Linked DNA regions of Homo sapiens: all the other regions are linked to region 3. A link is a loop called in an ENCODE intact Hi-C map of the cell type or tissue named here. Cell type or tissue: PC-9. All regions are shown on one strand. Links, peaks and the distances in the headings refer to the core of each region. The heading gives the core; the rest is flanking DNA.

What was found. Hi-C counts contacts between places; a loop is a spot of excess contacts. Peaks named below come from ENCODE experiments on the same cell type or tissue, not always from the same donor. Only the 100,000 strongest peaks of a DNase experiment are listed, where the experiment ranks them.
Region 1: it touches region 3 in a loop (5-fold over the local background); 3 of 110 quality-filtered maps call a loop at or near these places.
Region 2: it touches region 3 in a loop (11-fold over the local background); 2 of 110 quality-filtered maps call a loop at or near these places.
Region 4: it touches region 3 in a loop (5-fold over the local background); 2 of 110 quality-filtered maps call a loop at or near these places.

The regions. Positions count from the first base shown.
Region 1 is chr20:47,805,987-47,813,670 of GRCh38, reverse strand. No RefSeq gene overlaps it. Among named protein-coding and RNA genes, the nearest start is that of SULF2, 24 kb to the right of the region's middle. RefSeq lists enhancers at 3,485-4,065, 4,066-4,647. In PC-9, for the core only: no CTCF peak of the experiment used is centred there; DNase peaks (open chromatin) are centred at 3,160, 3,820 and 6,010; H3K4me3 peaks cover 1,317 bases; H3K27ac peaks cover 4,223 bases.
Region 2 is chr20:47,721,807-47,728,056 of GRCh38, reverse strand. All of the region lies in intron 3 of SULF2 (sulfatase 2), which reads left to right. Among named protein-coding and RNA genes, the nearest start is that of SULF2, 61 kb to the left of the region's middle. In PC-9, for the core only: CTCF peaks have their summits at 2,314 and 2,514 (motif pointing left); a DNase peak (open chromatin) is centred at 2,506; H3K27ac peaks cover 1,716 bases.
Region 3 is chr20:47,968,688-47,976,371 of GRCh38, reverse strand. No RefSeq gene overlaps it. Among named protein-coding and RNA genes, the nearest start is that of LINC01523, 11 kb to the left of the region's middle. RefSeq lists a silencer at 1,007-1,126 and enhancers at 5,192-5,691, 5,692-6,193. In PC-9, for the core only: CTCF peaks have their summits at 3,908 and 4,034; DNase peaks (open chromatin) are centred at 2,731, 3,831, 4,711, 5,711 and 1 weaker place; H3K4me3 peaks cover 4,353 bases; H3K27ac peaks cover 5,000 bases.
Region 4 is chr20:47,919,200-47,926,883 of GRCh38, reverse strand. No RefSeq gene overlaps it. Among named protein-coding and RNA genes, the nearest start is that of LINC01523, 60 kb to the left of the region's middle. In PC-9, for the core only: no CTCF peak of the experiment used is centred there; DNase peaks (open chromatin) are centred at 4,423 and 5,362; H3K4me3 peaks cover 505 bases; H3K27ac peaks cover 3,502 bases.

The DNA.
Region 1 (7,684 bases), core at 1,230-6,229, 160 kb after region 3:
TGTTTTCCATATGGGTATACAATTATACCCCCATGGTATACCCCTATAGTATACAATTATACCCCCATGGTAACCCCTATGGTATACAATTATACCCCCATGGTATACCCCTATGGTATAATTCCATAGGGTATAGCCATAGGGGTATACAATTGACATTTCCATCAATAGTGCACAAGGGTTCCAGTTTTTCCACACCGACACCAACACTTGTTAGTTTCTGTTTTCTTGATAGTAGACATCCTAATGAGCATGAGATGGTATCTCATTGTGGTTTGGGTTTGCATTTTTCTAATGATTAGTGGTGCTGAGCATCTTTTCTTGTGTTTATGGGCCATCTGTATATCTTCTTTGGAGAAATCTTTATTCAAGTCCTTTGCTCATTTTATAATAGGGTTATTTCTTTTTTTGTTGTTGAGTTGTAGGAGTTTGTTTTTAATATCCTGGATATTAGCCCCTTATATATATTTCAAACATTTTCTCCCATTTCATAGGTTACCTTTCACTCTGCTGTGTCTTTAGATGCAAAGTGTTTAATATTGCTGTAGTCCAATGTATCTATTTTTTCTTTTGCTGTCTACACTTTTAGTTTCACATTCAATAAATCGTTGCCAAATCCAATGTCATGAAGCTTCTCTCTTATGTTTTATTCTAGGAGTTTTACAGTTTTAGGTTTGTGTTTAGGTTTTTTATCCATTTTGAGTTAATTTTTATATATGATAAAAGGTTCTTTTGTATGTAGATATACAGTTTTTGCAACACCATTTGTTGAAGGGACTGTTCTTTCTCCATTGAGCGGTCTTAGCATCTTTGTCGAAGATCATCTGCCCTACATGTGAGGGTTTAATTCTGGGCTGTCTGTACTGTTCCCTTGGTCTACACACCTATCTTTATGTCAGTATGATACTGTTTTGATTACTGTAGCTTTGCAGTAAGTTTTGAAATCAGGAAGTGTGATGTCTCTAACCATTCTTCTTTTTCAAGATTGTTTTGGCTATTTGAGGTGCCTTGAGGTTCCATATGAATTTTAGTATAAATTTTTCTATTTCCACAAAAAAATTAGAATTTTGATAGGGGTTGCATTGAATCTATAGATCGCTTTGGAAGGTAAGGGCATTTTACCAGTATTAAGTCCTCTGATTCATGAGCATCATCTGGTGTCTGCATTTATTTGTGTCTGCTTTAATTTTTCAGCAATTTTTATAGTTTTTTATAGTTTTTGGTACAAATCTTCTGCCTCTTCAAATTTATTCCTGTCTTTTATTCTTTTTGATGCTATAGTAAATTGAATTGTTTTCTTAATTTTCTTTCTGAATTGTTCATATTCACTGATTTTTGCACATTGATTTTATATCCTGCAACTTGTCAAATCCACTTATTAGTTCTAACAGGGGGATTTGTAGAATCTTTAGGGTTTTCTGCATATAAGATCATGTCACTTGAGTACAGAGATAATTTTACTTCTTCCTTTCCAATTTGGATGCCTTTTATTTATTGTTCTTGCCTAATTGCTCTGACTAGGAGTTCCACTGCTATGTTGAACAGAAGTGCTTCTTCCACTAGTTTTCGCTCAGTAGATTCCTTCTCTGCATTCGAGTCTCAACTCAAATATGATCTCCTAACAGACAGCAATCCCGGACGCTCCCTAGTCCCCAGTCCCTTGCTATCACATCAACACACTTTATTTTCCACCATTTAGTATGATCTGAAATTACACTGTGTATTTGTTTAATTGTTCATTTCCTGTTTTGCTTCCTGCACGGGGGTTCCATGGGTACAGGGACCTGTCCTTCTTGCATGCCCCATGCCTAGGATGGGGTCTGGCACAAAGACATTCCTTGATAAATGTTTGTTGAATGAATTGGTCAAAGATGGGACTGAGGCACCAGCAGTTGTAGGCTCCCATGCCCCTGGCAATGCTTCCTTCTCTCAAGAGTTTTCTTCTCTGCCCGCCCACAAAACGTCTTCATCCAAATAGGTTGATTCCTTGCCATCCTCTACAATTGCTCTGAGCGACTGCAGTCGGTCATCTAAGTGGGGATGCATAGCAGTGGCCCAGGATTAGAGGTGCAGAGGACATGCCTTTCTTATCAGGGATAGTCCTAATAACAATATCTTATTTACAACTCACTTCACAGCCTGCATGTACTTAAGCATCTGCCATCCCTGAAAGAGAAAGATAAACACAATTGAGACATTTAGGCAGAAAATGAAGGGAAGATGAAAAGGTTTAAAAATGAGCAAGGGATGCATTTTCCAGCATTGAATGAGAGCATAGGTTTCTTCCTGGTTTCAAGATAAAAGAGAAAAACCTGAAGGAGAAAAACACTCAAAAAAGGTGATGCTTTATCCTGAAGATTAGCCCACAGCAGACTGTCAGGGAATCTATAGTAACGGAGACTCTAGGATAAATTTTTTTAAATTAAGAAGCAGAAGGAGAAAAGGCAGCAGCCCTGAGCCTCGACTTTGGAACGTCCTCCATCCGTCTGCGTCTGTCATCAGCTGGCAGAGTGGGTGCATGGCAGGGGGAGCCAGGGCCATTGTTCCTCCCCTCAGCCCTTTCTGCTCTCAGTTTAGGGATAACCAATGTTTGATGGCTTGTCTCTCAAGAGCGATTAGAAGCAAAGCTGCTCATTACAGGCTAAATCTCAAAGCGCTCCTACAGAAATCTCACTTCCTAAGCCCAAAGCCCTGATCCCGGGCTGCATTTTGACAAGGCTCATCTGTGACCCTGACCGGCACCAGCGGACGACGATGGGCTGACACACACAGCACTTACTGCGGGCCGGGGACTGCAGTTCTGAGCTCTCCGGGTGCATGAACTTGCTTAATCCTCACTGAGCTCAACGATGCTATTGGGATTCAGCTCACAGATGAACAGAGCCGGGCTGGGCAGAATCAATGCTCCCTGGGCCCATGGCTGCAGGACAGCGGAGCCACTTCCAGGACCCCTGGCCAGCACCAGGCCCACACCACTGACCACTGCCCACTGATGGTGCTCTTGACAGAAAAGGGGCCTCAGTGACAGCCCTGATACCAATATTGCTCCAGATGCCTCTTTCCAGGAAAAAGTCCTCTTCTGAGACAGTGAATCCAGTGAACCAGACTTTTCCAGGGCTCTCAGAATTTTGGCTGCATTCCCACAGTTAGAAGTGTTGGAACCAATTTGTTCTAAAGAGAGTGTGGAAATCTCTATGAAAGCCACCAGTCACCACCCTAACATGAAAGAGGGACATTCGAAAGGAGATTTCTAGGAGGGAATTAGCAGGAGGAGACACTTTGGCCCAAGACAAAGAGCAGGGCTTCGAGAAACCACCGGCAGAGGCTGGGCTACTCTCCAAGCAGGACAGCATCTCTCAGACTATTCTTCCCCCAAGAGTGCTGGGAACCTCCGAGGGCAGAGGGGATGCTGGACTGGACCCATCTGGGAAGGGGTCCGCTGAGTGGGGGTTCCCTAAGGCTTTACATGGGGCAGGAATTGAAGGTGAGGTTTGCAACAAGGGGTGCATTCCCAGCGCCCCAGTGTCTGAAAAGCATGCAGTATGGAGCCCCAGCGTGTTTCTGAATGCTCCTCTCCCACCGTCCCATGCACCTATTTTATGTCAGGTACCGTTGAAGCAGATCCTGAGAGGAGGACCTTCATGCAAGGACTGGATCTAGGATCTGCACCAGAGAAGACGAGAAAGGGGTAGGGAGAGGGGATCAGGAAGAGCAGGAAGCCGGGCCAGGGTGCGGCCTTAAGCCAAGCCCCTTAGGGAGGGAGGCAGGCTTCAGCCCACCCTGCAGGGGAATCCAGCCCAGGGTGTGAGTCACAGCCACTCCTTGTCCTGCCTCAGGGCAGGGAGCTGGGCTTCCGGACACCTGCACTCCAGACACAACCAGCTCTCTGTTGAGGCAAGGCAGATCCAGGAGCCCCAGGGCCATCCTCTTATGAGAGCCAGAGCTGTGGCCCATGGAGGGGAAGGAAGGTACAGCCACCAGGGCCAGGCGATGAACACAAAATGCAGAAGAGAATCCCAGGGCACAGAGGCTGGCACCCCCGCTGGCCGCTCCTTATTTCTCTGCTCACTGCCTGTGGGACCCTCAGCCTGTCGCGCGCCCTCCCTGAGCCTGTTTCCCCAGCTCCAGAGTGAGAATCGTCATAACTGCCCTGACCTCCAAGGGCTGCCATAAAACCAGGAGAAACTGTCCAGAAAACCCAGCACAGCTGGGACCAGCAGCGGGCTCATTAAGAAAGCTAAATATGCTAAAGTGGGTGGGGAATCCAAAAAAAAAAAAAACCCGTTTACACTCACAGCTTTATACAGTTAAAAGAAAACATGCAACTCTCCTATAATTGACGAATATTTTCATGCCAGGGCTAATGACTTTCTTCATAATGTGGGCCTGCTGTTGGATTCTCCCATTGTCTTTGTTCTTTATATAATTCTACAATGTTCAGTTTTGGCTTCTTTGAAGTGGAATGAGGGTATGAAAACACTTGCCACGCAATCCGGGTGCAGGATCCTTCCACACCAGCATTGTCCAGTAGAAATAGAATGTGAATCACAAACATAATTTAAAATGTTTCAGTAACCGCATTAGGAAAAAAAAACTAAAAAGAAACAGAATAAATTAATTTCAATGATATATTTTATTTAACCCAACATACCTAAAATATTATTTCAACATACAATAAATGTAAAAATGAAGGTCATTTACATTTTTCATTCTAAGTCTTCAAACTCTGGTGTGAGTTTTACCCTTCCAGTGCACCTCCATGTTTATCAGATATACTTGACTTCTATTTCGATTTTAGAAATTTGACAGCTGAAAAAGTAGATTCACATAAACAACTATCCCCAAACATATTTAAAAGCTTTCCAATAACTGAATCACATATCAGTTTTTAATCATTTAAATTAATTAAAATTGAACAAAATTAAAAATTCAACTTCTCAGTCACATCAGCCACATTTTTAAAAAATATTTTTTAAGTTAGAGATGGAGGCCGGGCGCGGTGGCTCAAGCCTGTAATCCCAGCACTTTGGGAGGCTGAGGCAGGCTGATCACCTGAGGTTGTGAATTCGAGAGCAGCCTGACCAACATGGAGAAACCCTGTCTCTACTAAAAAAAAAATAAAAATACAAAAAATTAGCTGGGTGTGGTGGCACATGCCTGTAATCCCAGCTACTTGGGAGGCTGAGGCAGGAGAATCACTTGAACCCGGAGGCGGAGGTTGTGGTGAGCCGCTATCATGCCATTGCTCTCCAGCCTGGGCAACAAGAGAGAAACTCAGTCTCAAAATAAATAAATAAATAAAATTAAATAAAATTAGAGATGGGGGTCCTGCTATGTTGACCAGGCTGGTCTCAAACTCTTGGCCTCAAGCTATTCTCTCATCTCGGCCTCCCAAAGTACTGAGATTGCAGGTGTGAGCCACCACGTCCAGTCACATCAGCCACATTTAATGTGCTCAGTAGTCACATGCAGCAATGACTATTTCTTTCAACCCTTTTTTTTTTTTTTGAGACAGAGTCTCTTTGTTGCCCAGGCTGGAGTGCAGTGGCACGATCTCGGCTCACTGCAACCTCTGCCTCCTAGGTTCATGCGATTCTCATGCCTCAGCCTCCTAAGTAGCTGGAGCTACAGGTGGGTGCCACCATATCTGGCTAATTTTTTTTGGATTATTAGTAGAGTTGGGGTTTCACCATGTTGGCAAGGCTGGTCTCAAACTCCTGACCTCTCAAGTGATCTGCTCCCCTCAGCCTCCCAAAGTGCTGAGATTACAGGCTCTCCCACCCAGGCTGGAGTATAGTGGCACATTCATAGCTCACTGCAGCCTCGAATCCCCAGGCTCAAGAAATCTTCCCATCTCAGCCTCCCAAGTAGTTGGGACTACGGTTGTGCATACCACACCCAGCTAATTTTTTTTTTTTTTTTAAGTAGAGACAGAATCTCCCTACATTGCCCAAGCTGGTCTTGAATTCCTGGGCTCAAGTGATCCTCTGGCCTCAGCCTCCCAAAGTTCTGGGATTACAGGCATGAGCCATGGTGCCCTGCCTGCAGCAATGACTATTATATTGGGCAATTACTGGGCAGTTCTCAATATTTTTCTGATCTCTTTTTCAGCTTTTTGCCCTTAAGAGATCTTTCCAGACAATTCAACTTGGTGTTCATAAAAACAGCAACTCCCTTTCTTTTTCCCCTCCTAATTATCCGTTTGCTATGTTTACTAAGTTTTGCAATTGCAATGCCAGGTATATCCAGAGTAAACAGGTTTGGAAACAAACCCCTGAATTTCAGCAGGCAGAGAACACGATGGGCATTTCAGAGAGTGGCAGATAGCCCCAAGCTGTGGGCTTGTCCCTCTACTTACAGAGGAACGGAGGGCTTGGAAGCATCAGGGGAGTGAGTTAAGGGAGTTGCACAGAGAAGATTCTACTCTGCATTGAAAGCTCTAATTTCAGTGAGTAGCACGCAAAAAGTAATTGTTGTCATCTCTGCTAGTCTAAAAGCACACCACTCCACCAAAGCCCTGCTCAGACGGCTGCCTAACCAATATCCTTCTTCACGTTCCTCCTCCTGACAGAAGCCTGACTTTGTCCTGGTGTCTACCTGTTCCCCATGCAGCCCCTTGGTTCAGGGGATGCTGACGTGGTCCTCAGCTTCAGGGTCATCCCAATTAGTCTACAGTTACTACATTCAGCAATCTCCTGGTGATTGTCAGTGGTCCCGGAAGGGACACATGGGCCAAGATGGCCAATTGTACTGAAGACAAGGAGTACATCCCACACTTGAAGGAGTGATTTCTCTCTCAATGCCAGGGGACCTGTGATAGGGACAGGAGGCAGAGAAACTCTGGGCAGAAGAGGGCGGTCCCCAGCAAGGGTCCTACCCTCAAACCTGGAACCATGGCCCGAAGTGAGAACACGGATTCCTGTTTTCTGACTTGAATGTTGCCTTTCCAAAACCACACATGACACGCCCCACCCCCCATCCTGTGCCATAAAAACCCCAGGCTTCTCCAGCAGAGAAGAGGAGAAGTAGCTGGACGTTGGAGAGAAGCAGCTTGACTTCAGAGGGACGGCTTGACAGTGTTGCTTCGAAGAGGATGAAGAGAATGTTCCCCAGCGGGGAAAGATTATCTTCCCGCTCTATCCCTTTTCCATCTCCCCTTTCATCGGCAATAAAATCCTCCATATTCACCACCGTCCAATTCGTTCATGCGACCTGATTTTTCCTGGATGCAAAATAAGAGCTCAGGTGCCACAGGTGTGGACACTAAAGGCTGTCACACTGACCGTCTGCTCTCGCTGGTGGAGAGAAACAACCTCATGCAAAAAGGCAGAGGGCCCACTGAGCTGTTTAACACTTAAGCCATCCGCGGACAGCAAAGCTAAAAGAGCACTGTGACGCCCGTCCTCTGGGGTTTCCGGGTTTGCAGGTACCCCCCTCCCTTAGACGCTGCTGTGGGGCCAGCACAGAGTTTGCTCCTGCCAGCGCCCAAAGGCACTCGCCGCAGCTCCTGAACCCGCTCATCTACATGCTCCCTCCCACAAGGGGTTGAGCACAACAGTGAGTGGAGTTTGCCCTGCTGGCACCGAAGTGGCCGGGTAGCTCCAGCTTCCGATACTCCAGGTCCCACCTGTGAAGGGGTCGGGTAAAATTTCCTGCTTCACCTGGACAAGAAGACATGTGCCAG
Region 2 (6,250 bases), core at 1-5,000, 250 kb after region 3:
CCCAGCCTTCCCCACTGTGGGGATCCGAGTATCCACGGGAATTGCACAGCCCCTCCTGGGACCCAGGCTGACCCAGCGTGTCCTCGAGAGGCACGGATTTGCCGCCTCCGTGCACATCTTCAAGCGAAATTTCTTCCTCTAATTTGATAGTCACTTCCTTTCTCTAAGACCTCAGATTTCAAAATAAGTGAAGCACTTGTTTTGAGCAAGAGTCTAAAGAATTAGACTCCGCCTTAAGCGCCCTTGTGACCTTGAGCTGAGACCTCATCCCCTCTGGGCGTCAGTCTCTCCATCTGTGCAGCAGTGTTGTGACATCTAAGCACTAGTCACCCAGTGCCTGTGATAAGACGCCACCCTGAGTGATACGTGACCTGTGCCCACAAACCCAGGAGGAGAGGTTCCCTGCGCCGTAAGAGGAAGTGGCCACGGGGAAAGAGGAAGCTGATGTGAGGCCGATGGGGCAGGGTTTCCGATTGTTTCCAGGCGACACCCTCTCTGTCCCACCCCCTTAGCAGGTGTATCCACTTCCCTAGTGGACCACAGACTGGGTGGCTTAGAACAAAAGGCGATTTTCACAGTTCCGGGAGCCAGAACCCCAAAATCAAGCATCATCAGGGCCACGCTTTCCCTGCAGGCTTCAGGGGAGGGTCCTTTGCCCTTGAGTTCCTGGGGGTTGCTGGGAATCTTGGCACCCCTTGGCTTGTGGCCACATCACTCCAGCCTCTGCCTTCATCTTCATGCGGCCTCCTCCCTGTGGGTCCCTCTCTTCCCGTGGCCTGCTCCTCTCTGAATCAGTGTCCAAATTTCCCTCTTCTGTCAGGACACCAGTGATTGGACTAGAGCCCGCTCTGATCCAGCGTAACTTCATCTTACAACACCATGTTACAAACACGGTCACCCTCACAGGTACCTGGGCAAGGACTTGAGCATATATTTTGGGGAACACATTCATCTCGTGACGGCTGGTTTCTTTCACACATTAAACCCCGCCCCCCCCCATAAAGGCTGCAGAGCCGATGTCAAACTGAGCAAACCTGCCGCTCTTCCCCTCTTCACTGCCCCAGCTGTGGTCCTGGGTGGGGAGCAGTGTGGCCGCCCTGAAGATCAGCTCCATGCGTAGCCTTCCCTTCCCAACCATGGTTTCTCTCAAGGAATCTCCACCTGCAGTGGGCGTTGAAACAGCTGCAGGGTCAAAAGTGAGGGAAGGGTGACTGTGGTGACAGACAGGCACACCCTGTCTCCTGGGCCTCAAGAGGCTTCCGGGGGTTTCAGAGTGCATGAGACCTTTTGTAGTCCTCTCCTAGGTGCTAGCTGTGACTCCCTGAACATTCTGGAATGAGTTAGGCTGGAGCCAAATGGCCCAGTACCGTTGCCACTAGCCACAGGGAGCTATTTAACTTTACGTTAATTACAATTAGCATTTCAGTTTCTCAGGTGCACTAGCCATGGTTCAGGTATTCAGTAGGCGCACATGGGTTCTGTACTGGATAATGCACATAGAGAATGTTTCCATTGGCACAGAAAGGACTCTTGGACAGCAGGAGAATAGAGCCTATGGCTGGGCCTGTAATCCCGGCACTTGGAAAGGTCGAGGCAGGAGGATCTCTTGAGGCCAGGAGTTTGAGACCAGCCTGGGCAACATAGTAAGACCTGTATCTTTACAAAAAATTTGAAAAAAAAAAAATTAGCTGGACATGGTAGTCCATGCTTGTAGTCCCAGCTACTTGGGAGGCTGAGGCAGGAGGATCACTTGAGCCTAGGAGTTTGAGGCTGCAGTAAGCCATGATCACACCACTGTACTTCGGCCTGGGCAACAGAGTGAGACCTTGTCTCTAAAAAAGAAAGAAGAATAAAGCCTAATCAAACAAAATCTTTTGGGAGTGGGGAGTGACACACAGCACTGAGAAGGGGCAATAAAAACGCAGGGGGTGGTGGCTGTCGAACTTTAGGTGAGTGCTTTCCGTGATTCCTCATCTGTAATCCAATCTCCTCCTCCTCATCCCTGCACTCACTTCCCCTTATGCTCCCAGTACCTTGATCTGTCTTCCCAAACCTTCCTGGGTCTCGGGTCAGGGTCTCAGGACAGGTTCCTGTTCTCCGAGCAGCAGACACCATCCATCCCGGGGCCAGCAGGTTGTGCCAGCCCACACAGCGAGTCCTTTGGGAATCCATCCGTGTCGCAGGGGATTTGAGCAAATGAAGGGAAACCGAGTTCCTACACCGAGGCCGGGAGCGGGGCTTCCTCTGTCATCCCTGTGTGAACCCGTTCTAGCCTGGGGGCTCCAAATGCATAGAGGGCTGGCAGGTAGCCCAAAGCAGAGAGGCAGGCTGGGTGGGGAGGGGGTGCCCAGATTTCAACTGTGGACTGTTCACTCTACTTTTTAAGAATGAGCAACTGAAAACACCGGGCAGGCCCACAGCAAACACACCTGAGGGATGGATTGGTCTGCAGGCCACCGGCTTGCAAACTTCTTTCTAAGCTGGTGGTTCTCAAGGGAGCACACCGCCCCCTAGGGGTTAAACTCTGTGACTGCATTGCCGGTGATGGTGAAGGATTTGACTTTGCTGGCTTCCTGGGGGCGGAGACTAAGAAGGACTTTGATGTCCTGCTCTGCACAGCAGAGTCCACGTGGCCCCCACATTGCATTGTATTCCACATAGCTTCTGAGTTTCCTACCACATCACTCATATGGGTAGATTATTTTATGTTTATTGTCATCTGAGTCTTGAACCTACGTCTATTTTATATGTAAATACTGGAGGGTTTTTGCATATTCCCAGGAATGTACGGAATAAGAAAATGGAGGCAATATTATACTTGAGTGCAAAACTTTCCCAAGAGTCATTCCTTATTTCTGAAAGTCCCATCCCCGATGACAGTGCTACGCCAAAGGATTTGAATGGCAAATGTCGCCCGCCCACCCAGCTGCCCTTGTAATTGTCACATTCCCAGTGAATCTGTGTCTAGGTGCAGGCGTCTGCCTGACTACTGTGTTGTGCCTTCTTGATGGATGTGCTGGGGGAATTTCATATTGAAATTTATCTTCATTATAAATTGCTTTCCTTTTATTTTCCCTGTAGATTGCAGTTAGAGCATTATATTGATTTTGTGGAAATGACATGCATAGGTAGCTTTTGTTACCTATAAATTTCCTTTCAAGAAAACAAGGGCGCTCTACAAAATATTTGTCATAGAAATGGGAGGTCAGTCTGATGGCGCTGAGAACAGCTCTTTGAAAGGTGCAAGTAGTGTCAGATTCCTCCAAGGCGATAATTAAATATCCATTGAGTGACAGGCCTTGTTCTGAGGGTCTGTTGTGGATTTTCTCCCCCTCCTCTAGTCCATCCCTCTGAACAAAACCACACTTTAAAAGGCACAAGACAGATATTTAAGACACAGCTTGTCCTCGTGGTGACTCAGCAGGCAATAAAACCTGTCACTAGAGATGGAGCCCTCCATACCCAGCTAATTGAGTTTCCAGGGAATGAATGGGCCTCATCCTCATTTGCAGGAGCTGCAAGACCCTTCTAGGGAGCGGATGGCTGGAGCCAGCATTTAATTAGGCACAGGCAGCCCGCCCTCCATGCCACCAACACCCAGAGCTCCGCCTGGCCCTGCTACAACCAGTCAGCAGGGCCTTGGTGTCCCCCGCAGCCCAGTCTTCCTCAATAGCCACAGCCTCACTAAAAACAGGCAGGCGGAAGACAGGAATGCATGGAGTGGCAAGACAGAAGCAGCTCTCGCCTCTCGCCCTGGCGATCTGCTTGTCCCTGTTTGTCCCCAGCAACTGGCCATTCCTTCTCCCCACCCACAGCCGGAGGACACTTTTAAAAATTGTAAACCTGACCACATCACTTCCGGCTGAAAACCTCCTACGGCTGCCCACTGCTTTTTGGATAAACTGGCATCTCCTCGCCAGGGCTGCCAAGACCTTGTTTGGCCTGGGTGTGCTCACCTCTCTGTCCACATCTCCTATCTGTCCCTTCCTTGGTGACAGCACTCAGGCTGCCTAGCCTCTTTGTTCCTCAGAACTTCCAAGGTCCATTCCTGCCCCAGGCCCTTTGTATGTGCAGTTACCTCTGTCTGGAGCACTGGCCCACAACCATTCTGGTACAAGCAACCGGTTTCGTGGAAGACAGTTTTTCCACGGACTGGGGGTGAGGGATGTTTTGGGATGATTCAAGCGCATTTCATTTAGTGTGCACTTTATTTCTAATATTATCACATTATAATATGTAATGAAATAATTATACATCTCACTATAATGTAGAATCAGTGGGAGCCCGAGCTTGTTTTCCTGCAACCAGATGGTCTCACCCGGGGGCAATGGGAGACAGTGACAGATCATCAGGCATTAGATTGTCATAAGGAGTGCACAACCTAGATCCCCCGCATGCACAGTTCACAACGGGGTTCACGCTCCTATGATAATCTGCTGCTGATCTGATAGGAGGCAGAGCTCAGGCAGTGATGCAAGTGATGGGAAGCGGCTGTAAATACAGATGAAGTTTGCTCACTCGCCTGCCACTCACCTCCTGCTATGCAGCCCAGTTCCTAACAGGCCACAGACCGCTACCTGTCTACCTGTCTGCAGCCCAGGGGTTGGGGATCCCTGGTCTAGAGCGTTGTTCACACACTGCGGAGAACTTCCTCCATCCATTCTCTCTTCCTTCCTGCCCTTCCTGTGTCGGTTAGTACTCCTCAACCCTCTCATTCTCGACCATGACACCCGGCTTTATGTTCTTCTTAGGACTTCTCGCCCCCTTGAAATTATCTTGCATGTTTGTGAACTTTTTTTTTTTTCTTTTTTTTGAGATGGACTGTCACTCTGCCACCCAGGCTGGAGTACAGTGGCATGATCTTGACTCACTGCAACCTCCAACTCCCAGGTTCAAGCAATTCCCCTGCCTCTGCTTCCCAAGTAGCTGGAACTACAGGCACCCACCACTACACTCAGCTAATTTTCGTTTTTTGTTTTGGTTTTTTTTTGAGACGGAGTCTTGCTCTGTCGCCCAGCCTGGAGTGCTGTGCCACGATCTTGGTTCACTGCAGCCTCCACCTCCCAGGTTCAAGCGATTCTCCTGCCTCAGCCTCCCAAGTAGCTGGCATTACAGTTGCATGCCACCACAACCGGCTAATTTTTTACATTTTTGGTAGAGATGGGGTTTCACCATGTTGGCCAGGCTGGTCTTGAACTCCTGACCTCAAGTGATCCACCTGCCTCAGCCTCCCAAAGTGCTGGGATTACAGGCATGAGCCACCGCACCCAGCCAATTTTTGTACTTTAGTAGAGACAGGGTTTCACCATATTGGCCAGGCTGGTCTCGAACTCCTGACCTCAAGTGATCTGCCTGCCTCGGCCTCCCAAAGTGCTGGGATTACAGGCGTGAGCCACTGCACCTGGCGAGTGAACTTGTTTTTTACATGTTTTGTTTGCTGCCCATCCAAAAATAGCACCAGGCAGGTATTGGGTACTCAGTAAAGATTTGAACAAGGCCAGGCACGGTGGCTCACACGTGTAATCCCAGCACTTCGGGAGGCTGTGGTGGGAGGATCACTTGAGCCCAGGAGTTCAAAACCAGCCTGGGCAACATAGAGAGACCCTGTCTCTACAAATAATTTTAAAAACTGGCCAGGCATAGTGGCACACACCTGTGGTCCCAGCTCTTTGAGAGGCTAAGATGGGAGGATCACTTAAGCCCAGGCCTTTAAGGCCGCAGGGAGCCATGATCGTGCCACTGCATTACAACCTGGGCAAGTGAAACCTCAACTCAAACGAATAAAAAAAATGAACAGATGGAGAACTCTTGGGCCTTAGGCTTGAAGTCAGCAAAAAAATAAAAACAAAATGGAATTTAGATTACTATCTCATTTATCCAGCATGAAGAAACATAATCGAAATTAGTTCAGGCAAACTTTGCCAGGTCCCAGTGCTCAAACGCTGTCAGAACCCTGTCTTTCTGCTTCTTGCGTTTTCTGTCATTGGGTTGGCTTTATTAGGAAGGTTCCCTCTTTGTGATGGCAAGATGGCCCCCACAGGTCCATCTCCCCAGTGTGGTGACCCCAGCTGAAAGAGAGGCCTCTTTCCAAGGGCTCCAGCAAAAGTTCCAGGGAAAGCTCTCATTGGCTCATCTAGGGTCTTATGTCTCTTTCACCCAATCACAGCAGCCAGGCAAAAGGAGATACCCTGATTGTCCAGGCCAACCTCATGGGCCTGGTCCAGGATTCAGAGCTAGAAAGAGCCTCATC
Region 3 (7,684 bases), core at 1,286-6,285:
AGAAGAGTCCAGATGGGAGCTGGTCAGTTTCAGGAGAGTGCACAGAGCAGGACCTCGTGGGACTGGCCTAGAGCTCCTCAAACTAACGTCAGTTCAGCGGGTGCAACTAGCATTTTAAAACATTAATCACAGAGTTGAGTAGAAAATATCAAAAGGTATCAGTATTATTTTGTGAAACTTTATATTCATATATATGGGGGGTGTGTGTCTCTGTGTGTGTGTGTGTGTGTGTGTGTGTGTGTGTATGTACCAGGTTCCATTGTAAAATAATTTCTTATGATGGGTTGTGATCAAAACAGCTTGAAAAACACTGGAGTGGCTTCACTGACGGAGGATTGAGAAATAATTAAGTATCTGTAAGTAAACTTTGCAAATAAAAAGAACAAGAAGGCCAGGCACGGTGGCTCATGCCTGTAATACCAACACTTTGGGAGGCTGAGGTGGGCGGATCACGAGGTCAGGAGATCGAGACCATCGTGGCCAACATGATGAAACCCCGTCTGTACTAAAAATACAAAAATTAGCCAGCATCACGTCTGTAATCCCAGCTACTCGGGAGGCTGAGGCAGGAGAATTGCTTGAACCTGGGAGGCAGAAGTTGCAGTGAGCCAAGATCATGCCACTGCACTCCAGCCTGGCGACAGCGAGACTCCATCTCAAAAAAAAAAAAAAAAAAAAAAAAACAAGAAAATTACGAACTCTAGGAAAAATGAAAGGTGTGTAAGAAAGAAAATATTATAGTACTTCGCTCTGCAGAGAATAGCATTTACCTGGTCACATGACATAAAGGCTGATTATGATGCAATTAAAAATAGTGATGTATCATACAGCGTGGCAGGAAGGGAGCTGGTGGGTGGTGTAAGAGCTAACTTCTCATCTAGCTTAGCAGACATTAGATAACACTAGACCTTGAAAGCTCTATGAATAGCTTCCCTGGCTTCCTCTTTCGTTTCTTTTCTTTTTTTCTTTGAGACAGGTCTCACTCTGGTTTCCCAGGCTGGAGTGCAGTGGTGCGATCTTGGCTCACTGTAGCCTTGACCTCCTGGGCTCAGGTGATTCTCCCACCTCAGCCTCCCAAGTAGCTGGGACTGCAGGCACACACCACCACGTCTGACTAATGTTTTGTCTTTTTAGTAGAGACAGGGTTTTGCTATGTTGCCCAGGCTGGTCTTGAACTCCTGGAATCAAACAATCCACCCGCCTCAGCCTGCCAGAGTGCTGGGATTACAGGCATGAGCCTCAGCACCTGGCCAAGCTTCCTCTTTCAGGATTCGGAAATAATGTGCGGAAACAGCTAGAGGATTACTTGTGGATGTCTCTGAGAAGAGGTGGGCAGGGAACAGACAGATTCAGTGGTGTTGCATTTGATGACCATGTATCTCTTTATTTAAAAAGGGACCATTCAGGACCAGTGAGGTCACGGTGGTGTTCACTGGAAAGACACCAGGGACCCAGGTGGCTCTTGGCTCTGTGACTTTGAACAAGTCCTTCTCCAGCTTTTGACACCAGTTGACCAACCTCTAAAACAAAGAGGCTCGGCCAAATTATTTTGACTTGTCCTTGGAGCCCTGTGAATCTGTCTCACCGTGGAGTGACTTGGGAGTCTGGGCACCACCCACCCCGACTCTATGTCAAATACCGTGCACATCTCAAGCACAGTGCCTGGCTCAGCACAGGCAGCAGGAAAGCTGTGTGGGTGTGCCTCAGGGTTGGTGGACACAGTAGACAGCCTTTGCTCTCCCAAGATGGGGGAGGCCCTGTACCATGACTTAGGGAACTGCTCATGCCTAAGCCCCCACCCCCTCCACAGTAGTGCAGAAAGGATGCTCTCCTAATCAGCTAATTTTCACAAAATGTGGGATGCCCTGGTGGGATCCCCTGGTAGGAGAGTAGATGACTTCCAGGAGCACATAGAGGGGGCAGAGGCTGCGGGCTGACCCTTGATACCCCTCATCCCCTACATTTCACATTGGAAATCCCAAAGTTTAGCTGCCCGGACCAAAGCTGAATTTCCCATTCTGCCTTGCAGCTGGTGTGTACCTTCCCAGTGTACCCTTAAATGAATGGGTACGCTCCACTTGCCCTTCTCCTCTTCCCTCCTGTCTGATGTGACTTGCACCTCCTCGGACCAGGTAGACAAAAACAGCCTTTGTCAATGACAGATCACAGGACTGGAGTGTCGAGGCTCAGCCCCGGGAGCTGCCCAACCAGCCAGGGGGCCCCCACGCCGGGGCTGTCACATGGGATAGAAGCAAACCTCTGGCTCGTGAAGTCATGGGTATTTTGGGGTCTGATGAATTTACTTACAAGTAAATATGGGAAGTATATTTTTATATCAATAGTTATTTATTCACTTCAATATCCATTGGAGAAAAATATCTCAACTAGTGGATTCACCCCTGCGATTCCACTAGGTGAACCCACCAGCAATCCTGGGGACGCTGAGGACCCTCCCTCCTCAGCACATGGCCCTCCTGACTGTTGGGGGAGCCAGCATGAAGCCCCCGTCGCCGACCGGCAGGCCCGAGCTCCTGGACTCAGCATTGACCGACACTGACTCTGTTCCCACAGCAGCCGCTTTGTTCGTCTCCTTTGTGGACACTTAGCTCAGCGCCTGTGCTGCTCGGCTGTGACCTGACCTTCGAGGGTCACCTCCTGAATTCACTCGCTGTGACCTGTGCTGCGGACCCCGTCAGGAAGCTCCTGGTCTCCCCCGGCCCCTCCCCCGCCTCATTTGCACAAAAGGCCTCATTGTTCTGCAGGGTCTGACTCAGACCTGCCCTGGTTTCAGTTTCCGCAAACACCCAGCACTGGCTTTGGGTCAGGGGTCACTCTGGAGTGAACGGGGCGCCCTGAGCAACCCCACATCGCTGTGTGATCCCGGCTCATCCACAGGAAGCCCCGGCCCAGGGACCCAAATGGGTCCCAGAAGTGGACCAGATGCAGCGCCGACGGTGATGTGGGGACGCCGGCATCTCCAACAGTGGGAAAGAGGAAACTTTCTACTTTTCATTAACCCCGTCCTCTTCTCCCCCAGGGTTACGGGGACACAGTGTCTTCACTGGCCATGTTGGAACGTTCTGGGGAGTGAAGGGAACGTCCCCAAGAGCATTGACTTGACCTTCGCTTTGGCTGAGATTTGAAATTCTCTTCTTATCAATCTCTATATCTGTACACGCAGGAGTCTGTTTTACATCCAGCCATCCCTGTGACCTCGGGCGAGTTCCTTACCTTGTGTTTTCTCATCTGTAAAGTGGGTATAATGACCACCGCACGGCCTCGCATGCTTGTCAGAACCAAATCAGACAATGCACGAAGACCCGTTGGCCCGGAAAGCTGCAGCTGGGCCCTGACGATGCCACGCTGTCCATCTGGGGAGGGGAAGTTCATTGCTAATTCGACTCAAAGGAGGAAAAATGCACGTCCCCCTGAGCTGAAAGAAGGAACGAAGCCAAGTCCATCAGGCCACCGGGTCTCCTTAGGCTGAGGAAATGGACAATGAGGGCGACATCGAAACTGCAGAGAGCAGCAAAGCCCTTCACTACTGCTGCCCGAACCCTGCAGCGGCTCCTACAGCCACCACGGGTCACTGGGCCAGGAGCAAGTTGGGGAACAGCCACATCACCATCCAGGGAAGCCCCCGGAATGGTGGATTTGCTAACAGCAGCCACACAGACACCTCACCTCACGCCAGGCTGCTGAGCTCAGCGGGGGGCACGATTGCCCAAGCAGGGGTGGGGCAGGGCAAGGCAGACCGAGTCACACGGTGGGAAAAGCCAAAAAAAAAACCTGCCTGATTTGGTAAAATGCCAGAAAACTGCGTGAACTGGGCATTTGAAAGTAAGTTTTTAAGGCGTAGCCATTTGTTGGGGTTTTTTTGCCCCGTACTCTCCTGTCTCCCTCCTCGCCACACAATAAACTGTGTCCAAGGCAGCCGCCCTCCCGCTGCCAGGACGTGCGAGGCAGGAAGGTCAGGAGCTCTGCTGTGAGGGCGCCACCCGGCTTCCGGTTTGTGCATGAAAACCCGGCTCAGCTTTTCCATTCCGTGAAGACTGGGCTTCTCCAGGCTGCTCGGTAAATAATCACGGATTCCACTGGGAATAGGAAACGTCCCCACAGCCCCATCTCCATTGTGCACCCAACCTCCAGGTGTTTTCAATCTCTCAAAGAGCCCCGACGCCTGAAATTTAACAACTAAAATCTTATTTTTCATTTCCTGAGATTCTCTTGGTGGAATCAGGCAGCCTGGCGGTGCGCAGCACCTAGGGTGGCTCATGATGAAAAATCCAGAGGGGACTTTGCCTTCCTGCATGTCCTTTTGTCACCAGAACCCAGGGACCAGCAGGACCCAAAGCTCCCTGCGGGATCAGCTGGGTCTGGGAATCACTGTCCTGGGCCCAGTTGGACTTTTCGGATGAGGCCGGTGTTTGGCACCTGGGCTGGGCAGGTGGGAAGGACAGAGGCACTGATGGAGAGAGGGAGGAGAAGGGGATTCATGGCGGTCCTGGGGGAACCCCACGGGTGCCTTTGGCCTCTCCCTGGTCTGTCTGCCCCTCAGGATGGTTAAACTGTCCCCTGAAAGTTCCCCATTGGGCAAGTCCAGCAAGCCTGAGCCAGGCCTGTGATCTCAGGGTGGGTGGAGCTCTAGAAGGCCTGGCCCTCGCTCCTGGAGTCCACATTCACCCTCAAGGCAGTGAACGGCGCCCCACTGCGCATCTACTCACTAACCAGGCATGGGATGGTTTCCATGGTTCCTGTGTCTTAGACCAGCTCGCTCACGGTGACATGAGATGCCCTGAGACCCCGCCATGGTGCAGAGTGACATTAATGCATTAAATTAGCAGCCTCTGCAACACAAACACATTTCCATGTGGAGCCTGTGACGTTCTTTGGTAAAAGGGATCATTACGTGTTTGCAAACATTCCATAAGCTGAGGAAGGGCCTCAGGTTCTGACAAGTGATGAATGGGAAAATTAGAGGCTTCAGGAAAATGCAAATATCATCCTTTGTAATTCTGTCCCTTGGCAGGAAATAAAAAAAGGTTTCCCCAAAGCACCGAGGCATTCCTTCTATTAAACGCCAGGAAGAATGGCTGTGACTCTTTCAGGCACTTGCACGGATCTTGATTTGTCTTCCACAGCCTCCCCAATGCCCTGGCAATGTGTGGGAGAGAAGCCTGTGATTTCAGCGGACTGTCCTCTAATTCAGCCTTTCTCACCTTTAATTCATGATCAACCCCTAAGGAACCTTCATAGAGGTTTTTTTCTTACTCACCCCCACCATGAATTTAATACTACAGAAATACCGCAAAATGGTTTATGCACTGTGCCTACATCTGTATTTTTACATAATGAGAGAAAAATCTTTTCACCTCCAGGAACCAGCTCTGGCCCTCTTGGGAGCAGTATTCCCCGCTGAGGAAGCATGTGCTCATTCCTTCTTTTGTTCATTCGTTCAAATGTGCAGAAAACTGTGTATCTGGTGTAAATTCTGGGCCCTGGAAGGAGGTGTGGGAGCTGCCTGGGGCCTGGGGGCAGAGCGATGCAGGAGAGGGGATAGCGAGGACAGAGTCCAGAGACACGAGGGGAGGGATGAGGCTGAGGAGCAGCCAGGAGCCCCGTGTGGCTGGGGCCAAGGGGTGTTAGAAGATGAGGCCAGAGGGGTGATGAGTCACAGTGGGGCAGAGAGAGAGATGGGTCATCTCAGGCCTTAGGCGACCCTGTGAAGACTTCAGCTTTTACTCTGAGGGAAGTGGGAGCCATTGGAGGGTTTGAGCAGAGACAGGATGTGGTCTGGTTTACTTTTTAATGGGATTCTGTGTCTGAGGACAGGTTGGGGGTGTGGGGCAACAGCTGGAGCAGCAAGACCAACAGGGAGGCCAGGTGGAGGTGATGGTGACCGGAGCCATGTGGTCAAAGTGGAGGAGGTGAGGGAGTCCAATACTGCAGATCCCTTGCAGGTAGAGCTGCCAGGACTTGCTGATGGATGAGAAGCGGAGTGTGGAAGGCAGGGAAGAGTGGAGGATGACTCCCAGGTGTTGGCCTGAGAGCTGGGAGGGTGGGGCTGCGATTTACAGAGATGAGGAAGACTGCGGGAGGACTGTGCTCTGACAAGGCCCTCTGCTGACTCTGAGAGACACAGGAGAGCGGGACAGAGAGGATGAGGGTGACTCTTAGTAGATTTATTACATTCTCCCAGCAGATCCAAGTACATAATTTTCACAGCCTGTGCAAAATGAAAATGTAGGCCACATGCTCAAAAGCAAGAACAAAATGTCATTATAGGTACTAAAATAAGAAAGCTTTTGCTTTCTTTCTGCAGTCTGTCTCTTGACCTGTCATGGTGTTTATTATTTGCTACTCAATGTTGCGTTCCCTCGGATATGACGATGTTTGTAGGGTAGCTCAGACCCCCCACAGTCAAGCCCTTTCAGGGGCAGAAGGTGAAAGCAGTCACCAGCAGGGTTATTCTCCTGAGTAGCATCTCCAGGGTGGCACCTTTTCAGTAGCCTTTTCCAAAGGAATGAGTTAGTATGACAGTTGTCACAACTTCAATGAAAAGCAGCCAGCGCAATGGGAGATGGGAGAATGAACCATCAGTGATGGGAATATGAGACACCTGGGGAAGGTCAAGGGCTAGCAGATCCTTTATATGGGCTCAGCGCTTCTACAACCTGCAGCAAGGTTCAGCCCCCACCATGGCCCCTCTCCACAGTGGCCCCGCCTTCATTCTGGCCACACCCCCATCCTGGCTACGCCCCTGCATGACCCTGGCCCCTGCCTTGTTTGGCCCTGCCCCACTTTGGCCCTGCCCCTGTCAAAACCATGTCCGTCTCCCCCCAGCAAATCTGGTCACACCTCCAGGCTGTCAGGCATCATTGTGGCTAGGGTAGACCCTGACAAATAGCTTTCGGGAGTGAATCTCCTCTTTCTATGTAGATGAAACCTGTCCAGGCAGGAATTCTTGCATTTCTTCCCCAGCCCAGCCGCCTCCTTTGTGGACACCCTGGAGGCCTCCTCGTGGTGTATGTGGGACAGGTGGGCTCCGAATCACTCAACAGATACCTACTGAGATTTACTCTGTGCCCAAGTTTCAGGTCCCGGCCCCAACGGTGAAGGAAGCGGGCAAAGCGCCCTCCCTCTGAGGTGACGTCTCCAGGGCTGGTCACAGGGACTCCAGGGCCATGAGCACATGGTTGACCACTCTGCAGATTAGCCCACCCCAGTCGTAAGCTCCTGGAGCAGCTCCCGGCTTTCTGGGTGGTTTCTACCCCTGTGGGGTGATTTATAACCGAAGCCCAGAGAGCGAGAGGTTGATGGGGGGCCTGTCCCGTCCCCGTCTCAGAGAGGCAGGAACTGCTTAGAGCTCCGTGCGCGTGGGACCAGTGGCTCCGACAAAGCCTTGGCCAAACTCTGCTTCCCGATCCTTCCCCTCACCCAGTCGCCTCCTTCCTACAGCATCTGCGGATGCTCAGCCCCAGGAGATGTGAGCTGCTCGGGGACCGCCCTGAGTTTCTGAGAGTCCTGGGGGCGATGGCACCTGGGTCCTGTGCAGATGACACTGGAGAGCCTCGAAGGCTTTGACTCGGGCTGAGCGTGGGGGTGGGCACGGGGCATGCTCAGTCCTGACCCCACCATCGCGGCCCGGGGGACATATGATGGGGGTTGTGTCCCCTCAGAAAGA
Region 4 (7,684 bases), core at 1,404-6,403, 50 kb after region 3:
AGAATGAATCTTGAGACTAGGCCTTATGCTTCTTTTATGGCCAAGTAAGCCTCTGGGAGGCGAGTCCTCTCACATACAACAGCTATAAACTCTGGACAAAATTTTAAAAACAACGACCTGAAAGCACAGGACAATGAAGAAAGGCAGACAGATATGGGAGGGGAGTTGATGCTTGGACAGATTTTCACCTGAGAGGAGGTTTCAGTCTGCAAAAGAGGGACAACTAAAACTCCAACTAAAAATCAGTCATCTCACCCACTTGAAGAACCAGAGGACCAGGCTCTGGGAAACCATAGCCACTGGAATGGAGCAGGGAAATTACAAATGCAGAGAGACATCAGAGACAGGGAGCCCCAAATTTTATGTATAAACTTTTCAAATGTCTAGCTGGTCCCTAAACCACATATGTGTAGGCAGACTACAAGTAGCCCAGCTAGGGTTGCCACAGAATTGAACTGAAATTTGAGCTATTTCCCACTCCAGGAAACACAAACCTTTTCATTTTTTTTTCTTTTACCTTTAGTAACTGAACGCAAGATCTTTTCAATTTGAGTTCAGCCACTTTAGTCACTTGCTCAAAAAATCAACAGTCTTCACAGGAAAACAACGGAATCAAGAATTACTGTATTGGTCACAATATTCTGGATATAATGCAAAATTGCAGGAAAATATGACAAAGACTCAACATAAAAAAATAAGAATAGAGACTTATCTGAAGATAACTCATATGTTCAAATTAGCAAAGATTTTATAGTAGCTGTTATAGGTATGCTAAAGGACATAAAGGAAAATCCATTCATAAGGAATGAATAGATAGGAAATCAAAATTAGAGCAAAACTCAGAATTGCTATGTGAGCTATTGGAAAAGACTTTGACAAAATGTGAAGCTAATTCTCAGGCAATTCCTTTGAACCAAAGGAAGAGACTGAAACTTCCTAGGACCACAGAATAGAACTTGAGAAAGAAACAAATACAACAGAAAGAAAACCTCAGAATTAGAGAGAAACTCAGTGTTCACACGATTAAGTGCTTCAATCTAGCCATACCTGAAGCCAATATGTCCCCCGGGCTTTCCTGTGAATCACAGCATGATTCAAGCAATCCTTTTATTCAAGCAACCTTGAGCTGAGATTTTCGTCCCTTGAGTAGGAAGAGCCATACTGATTGTCTTATGTAGGGTTCTCTCAGAGGCAGGCATGAAGACAAATTTGAGTGAAAGTCATTTATTTGGGAGCCATAAAAGGAACAGTAGGGGAATAGGAAATTGAGATGTGAAAAAGAAAGGAAACCATCCAAGGTGACTTAATAGGCACGACGTTCTAGAATAGGCAGTTCAGGTTGAAGGCTGTGAAGAACATGGTGAATTATCCCACTCAAAGGGCAAAGAAACTGGGATTTTGAGCCACCAGCTCACTTCCATCACTGATTAGGGGCTGTCCCTGGGGCATTAACTCTCTGGCACCTCCAGCCTGCCCCACACACAGGCTGAGCACACTCCAACAACCAAAGAAAGTTCTTAGGCGGAGAGCCGCAGGTGCTCACAGTAGATGTCACTGGCATTTATTTATAGGAACAGTGAGTACCTAGGAGAGGCGGGCAGGGTACCAACAGCATCTGCCACACATTACACATGACCTTGGCTTTTGTGTGATTCTGAGGGTCTTCGAAAAAAGAATTAGCTTTACTTTCACATTCCCATCCCCAGTGCATAGAAAGGTGTCTGACAAGTACATAGTTGAGATGTAATAAATAGTTTTTCTCTCTGAATGGCAGGAGGACTATTTCCTATGGAGGTAGGGAAGACAAGATCTGCAGTGACTGATTATCTTCTTATTAAAGGCTAATGGAAGTTCAAAATTAAGCGGCAAGATGGCTGCCTTTAAATGATTTCCCACATGTTAAGAAAATGGAAGATTTCCTGCACTCTTGAGAACCAATGTTTTATTTCAGGAATGTTTTGGACTGTTACAAGTATCCCAGGGTATTGCTTTGCTTTACCTTCCACAGAATTAAAACGGAACATTTCTCTCCCGCCTATCGCAACTGGAATGACAAAGCAAAGGGTTGATATAGGATTTTGTAGGGTAGATTTTGGTCTCTCAGGAGAGTTGCCCGAAAGTGAAAGAAGTGGCTCCTGTACAGGTTTTGTGCCCTCCCAAAATTCTCCCAGTGCGTCAACATCTGGGCATTCAGACAAATGGGGGAGGGGGAGAGTTACCATTTAACCAAAGAAATACTTTCAACTCAACACATTCATTGAGTAGCTCTTAGAATTTCAATCCACAGAATTCTAGAATGGTGGATTTTATTTGGTCTAATCCTTAACATCCTCATTTTGTATGTCTCCAGAATTCCATTCACTCATTGAACAAATATTTTCTGAGCATGTACTATATGCCAGGTGCTGTGCTGCATACTGAAGACACAGCAGTGAACAAGACAGAGAAAAGTTTACAGCCATGGAAGCTGGGTTATGGAGAAGAAAGTGATAATAGTGAATAATTCTATGGCACTTACCACGTGCCATGCGATAGGTTATGTACCTTACAAGTGTTCTCTGGTGAAATCTTCCGGAATTATTCTCTAATCTGGTGTTCTTATTATCCCCAGTTTACAGGTGGGAAAAAAGTAGGCATAGAGACCTTAGGAAACTTGCCCAGGGTCACAAAGCCAGAAAGTGGTGAGGTCTGGATTCAACCCTGCTCTCTGACTTGATTCCAGGTGCTCAACCTCCATCCTCTGACTGCCCTGCAGGTTGTTTATTCCATAACTTTCATTAGCTGTCTACTGGGTGCCACACACTGTGCTAGGCACTGGGGTTGTAATGAGGAAAAACAAACATGACTGCTGCTCTCATTAAGTTTACATTCTAGTCCTAGACCACATGGGTCAATAAATTCATTCATTTATTCACTAAGTGAGTTATTACTAAATGACCAGTATGCAACTATCAGCTCTAGGGTTTCCAAAGTTAAGAAAGACATGCTCTCAGCTAAGGTGGAGCAATTTGGAGGTGTGTATAATGCTTACGTCACATGCCCAGCTGAGGGGGTGGAATCAAGATGTGTGCATTCAGCTGACCCCTTACCCCCAACTCCATGTAGGTGAGTAGTCCAGCCATCGGGCAATACTTCCATGGCCAGTAAGTGGTAGATTCTGGAGCTTAAATTCATGTGAAGAGGAGGCTTCCCTGTGCCATTCTCAGCCCAAATCATAGGCAAGACAGAGTGAAGTGAGGGCAGAGGCTTCCAGAAAGCAAGGGAAGCCAGTCTACAGAGAAGCTCCAAGAAGCTCCCAAGAAGAACAGAGATTTGATTCCCTCCAGCCCAAAGTTACCCATGGTTTGAATGGTTTTAATCCCTGTGGATCAATTGAGGAACTTTAAGAGGAAGCCATGTCCATACAGAACAATGCCAAATCCATTTGAAATTCTAACCAATTCAGCACAATGTGAACATGCGTACATACACACATTAAACACATTTAGAGTTCTAATCAAGGTGACCAAGATACCTTTGGAATCTGATAGGTGTAGTGAATACTGTTGACTGCCTACCCAAAATTTCAATGCCATACACACACACACACACACACACACACACACACACACACACACACACCCAGTTCTTCACTTTTCAGGAATCCTGTTTTCCCTGCATCCCAGGGATTCAAGAAAGTTCATCCTGCTCCCATCCTAGCTACAACACTGTTCTAAGGGTGATCCCAGTCATTCCATTGATAGGGTTTTGGTCAAGAGCACACATATCATGCAACTGAGGTCAAGAAGATTCAAAAATGGGTTCGCTTGTGGTTTCTAGGAAACTCCCTGCTTGCTCTTCTGAGAATGCTTGCAAAGGTTACCTGATTTCTTCTTCACCCAGGAGGAAGTCCAGCCTTGGGATAAAGTCAACACAGAACAGCAGGGCAGAGATGGAAAGGGTCTGATCCGTGAAGACATCTTGGGATTGCTGGATCACCTCTAGATTATATGAACCAACATATTTTGTAATTGTTTAAGCCAATTGCCATATGAGTTTCTGTTATTTGTTCCGAAAAACATCCCGATACACAGTTAATTTGCAGTATGCTTTGGAGAGCTGTGAGCTGATTTTTATTTCCTCTCACATTTTCAACAAGAGTGTTCAAAGTTCAAACCACACTTGGGAGGTGCCAAATATCTTACCATCACCAAAGAAGCCATACAAGGGAGAATATTCATTTTGAAAAGGAGGTGGTTTTTTAATGGTTGGTATTAAGTTCTATCTTAAAAGCATAATGCACCCAAAAATTGACCAACAAAACAGCCAAAAAAGTGCTATTACTTCAAAGGGTCCCTTTACCTGGGGCCTTGCTCAATTCTGCTTGCCTAACTATGCCTAGATAAATGCATGAAAAGTAATATTTACACTTTTGCTTGGTTGCCGTGTGTGACTAAGTGGATGAGAACGAGACAGACGGAGAGAGAATGAGGAAATGCAACAACTTCTCCCAATTCACTGTTTCCTGAGTTTTCTCTCTTCTGTTAAACTTCCCCAAACCAACTTTCCAAAATCACGGTGTGATGGGGAATGTGGACATCATTAGCATCAATTGTTTCAGACCTGAAACCCAGACCCAGAGAATTCCTTGTTGCCCTTGGAGCTATTTTAAGGTTTAAAATTTAAACCATATTCCTATTTTCTATATATTTTCCAACATTTCTGCTGAATGTAATCCATATGGAAGGATTTTTTTCTTCAAAGAGAAAATATGGCCTTGGTGGGAATGCTGGTCTTGCAGCTGCTTCCTCCCCTGCACTTCACCCGTGCACACAGCCCGAAACTCACTCCGGCTGGGAAGGAGAGAGGCTGCATTCAACATAAATGCAAAATGCTCCAGACATTCATGATTATCTGTGCTGTGCATGAATAACGACAGCAGCTTGCAAGTGGGCAGGACTTGGCGGCGAGGCCCCATCACAAATCCACTGCCACACCAACACGCTCCAACGAAGTGCCTGTGAAATCTGCCTTCAGTCACTAATTTCACACTCCAGGGACAGAGCTGCGAACAGCTCCGAGCTCATAATTCTCATTTTAATAACAGTTTCCTTAACCTTCAGACATGCTTTTATGGCATTTTTTCCACCTTTTAAAAAATTAAAATGCTCAATTCCTTTAAGGTTAAGTCTCAGGTTTGCTTTCGTTTAATCATCTCTTTACCGTGTTGACTTTGCAAACAGAAGAGATTTTATATTGTCTTTGGATCATTTGTGAAGCTTTTTCTGGCTCGGCTGCATTTTTTAAAAAACAAAATGAATCGTTCACATATTCTGCATTCATTTTTCCCTCTCCTGCAGCTTTCTAAATAATGTAGGTATTTTGGATGCTTCTGTCATGAGCACGGAATGCATTTGCAATGCCCTGCTAAAATATGCTTTTCATCTCCCTTCAGATCATAACACGAATTTTCTTCTTTGGGTTTCTGCAGACCTGAGAAATACCCTTCTCTTCTGGAACGTGTTGCAAGACACAGAGGAGGGTCCTTTGGGACAGAGGAAAGAGTGAGGATCCCGAGTTGACAGATGGGCAGGCGTCGACCCAAAGAGGGCAATTTGCAAGATTTCTGGGGGCTGGATTTATGAACCCCAAAAGGGTTTGCCTTGGGAATTCGGGTTTGATCATTCCTGTTAACTCAGTTGGGCATTCCCCTCAATGACTCAGACATAGTATCTATTCAGATGATTGAATATTGTGAAAATCTTGTTCAGTTGCTTTAGAAAATATATCACAGGTTTGTTTCTGATATAAATTAGTTCGTTAGGGTTGTTTTTTGTGTTTTTGTTGTTGTTGTTGTTGTTGTGGTTTTTAGACGGAGTCTCGCTCTGTCACCCAGGCTGGAGTGCAGTGACACGATCTCGGCTCACAGCAAATTCTGCCTCCCAGGTTCAAGCAATTCTCTGCCTCAGCCTCCCGAGTAGCTGGAATTACAGGTGCCCACTACCACGCCCGGCTAATTTTTTTGTATTTTTAGTACAGATGGGGTTTCACCATCTTGGCCAGGCTGGTCTCGAACTCCTGACCTCATGATCCACCCGCCTCAGCCTCCCAAAGTGCTGGGATTACAGGCATGAGCCACCACGATGGGTGTTTTTTGTTTTTTTAATAAGCCATGGTTCTCATCATAGTACTTTTAAGAATAGGATTGGTTTAGCAATCAGGAAATTAGAGGCATCAATCTCAACGACAGATCCTGTCCTTAAAGATTTAACATTTTGTTATTTGTGGATTTTCTTGCTTTGGTTTTGACATGTAAACTATTCCATTACAATAATATTTATCTTGATTTTTCAGAGTTTTGGCATCCCCCCTCAAGAAAGCCCAGGGGAAGAACGTTAATTGATTCATCTTAGTCCCATTCCAGAATTTACTTCAAGCCCAAGGGTGAAGTGAGTTTAGGGGTCCCCTTCTGAGGACAGAAGTTTAGGGGCCCCCAGCCTTTCCCTTATTGAGATGGTGAGTTTGGATCTTGATATGGTTTTGCTCTGTGTCCCCACTCAAATCTCATCTTGAATTGTAATCCTCATGTGTCAACGGAGGGACCTGGTGGGAGGTGATTTGATCATGGGGGCAGATTCCCCCATGCTGTTCTCCTGATAGTGAATGAGTTCTCATGAGATCTGATGGTTTTTAAAGTTCTCTATCTCTCTCTCTCTCACACACACACACACACCTGCCTCCATGTAAGACGTGCCTTGCTTCCCCTTCCCTTCCACCATGACTGTAAATTTCCTGAGGCCTCCCCAGCCATGCACAACTGTGAGTCAATTAAACCTCTTTTCCTTATAAATTACCTAGTCTCAGGCAGTTCTTTATAGCAGTGTGAAAATGGACTAATACAGCTCTGTCTTGGAAAGAGGGAAGATTTAAGAGTTTGTAGCTGGCCGCAGGTCTCAGCTCTCCTGAAGCTTACTGACGTCAGGAATTAAATCCCAAGTGAGCCACTGATACATGCCATCCACTTCCCACCACCTGTCTTACCCTCTCTTTTCCCCTCTCTCTCTGTGTTCTCATTGTGACATGTGGCGTGGCTGGCATCGCACTTTCAGGATTATTCCACATCAGAACAGCAGAGTGCCAGAAAGTTCTTTGTGTGAGGGTCTCTCAGATGAAACCCCCAAATACCAGGATCCCAGTATCATCCTTGTGAACACAAGACACACACCTGAGGAGAGGGTGGGGGTTTCCCAGGAAAGTATTTCAGATTCAGCTGTGATCCTGCTCAGCCCTACCCTCCCCTGCTCTGAGATTGATGTAAAAGTCAGCTTTGTCACTCTCAGTGCCCTTAAGTGTCTGCCACATCTACACAAAATACCAGCCACAAATCTTGGATATGTGCCCTCCAAAATGCCAACCCTTCAGACATGTGGGAATGTCTAGAAATGTCTACTTGGGTAAGGGATCCCACTGGCCAGCTACCGACCATTTTCCCAGATGACTGAAGCCCTGGAGTTGTTTTGGACTGGTTATTATAGTGGCAAAATTTTATTTTAACCTCCCAACACATATTACCCTTCTTTTCAAAATAATGCAGGGGAACAAATCTGCCATGGCACCCTTATGGTCTTGCACATATCAACATAAGCCATGCAGGCAAGGCTTGAACCATGGCTCATTGGATTCTTGGCAGAATGTCTTAGTATCC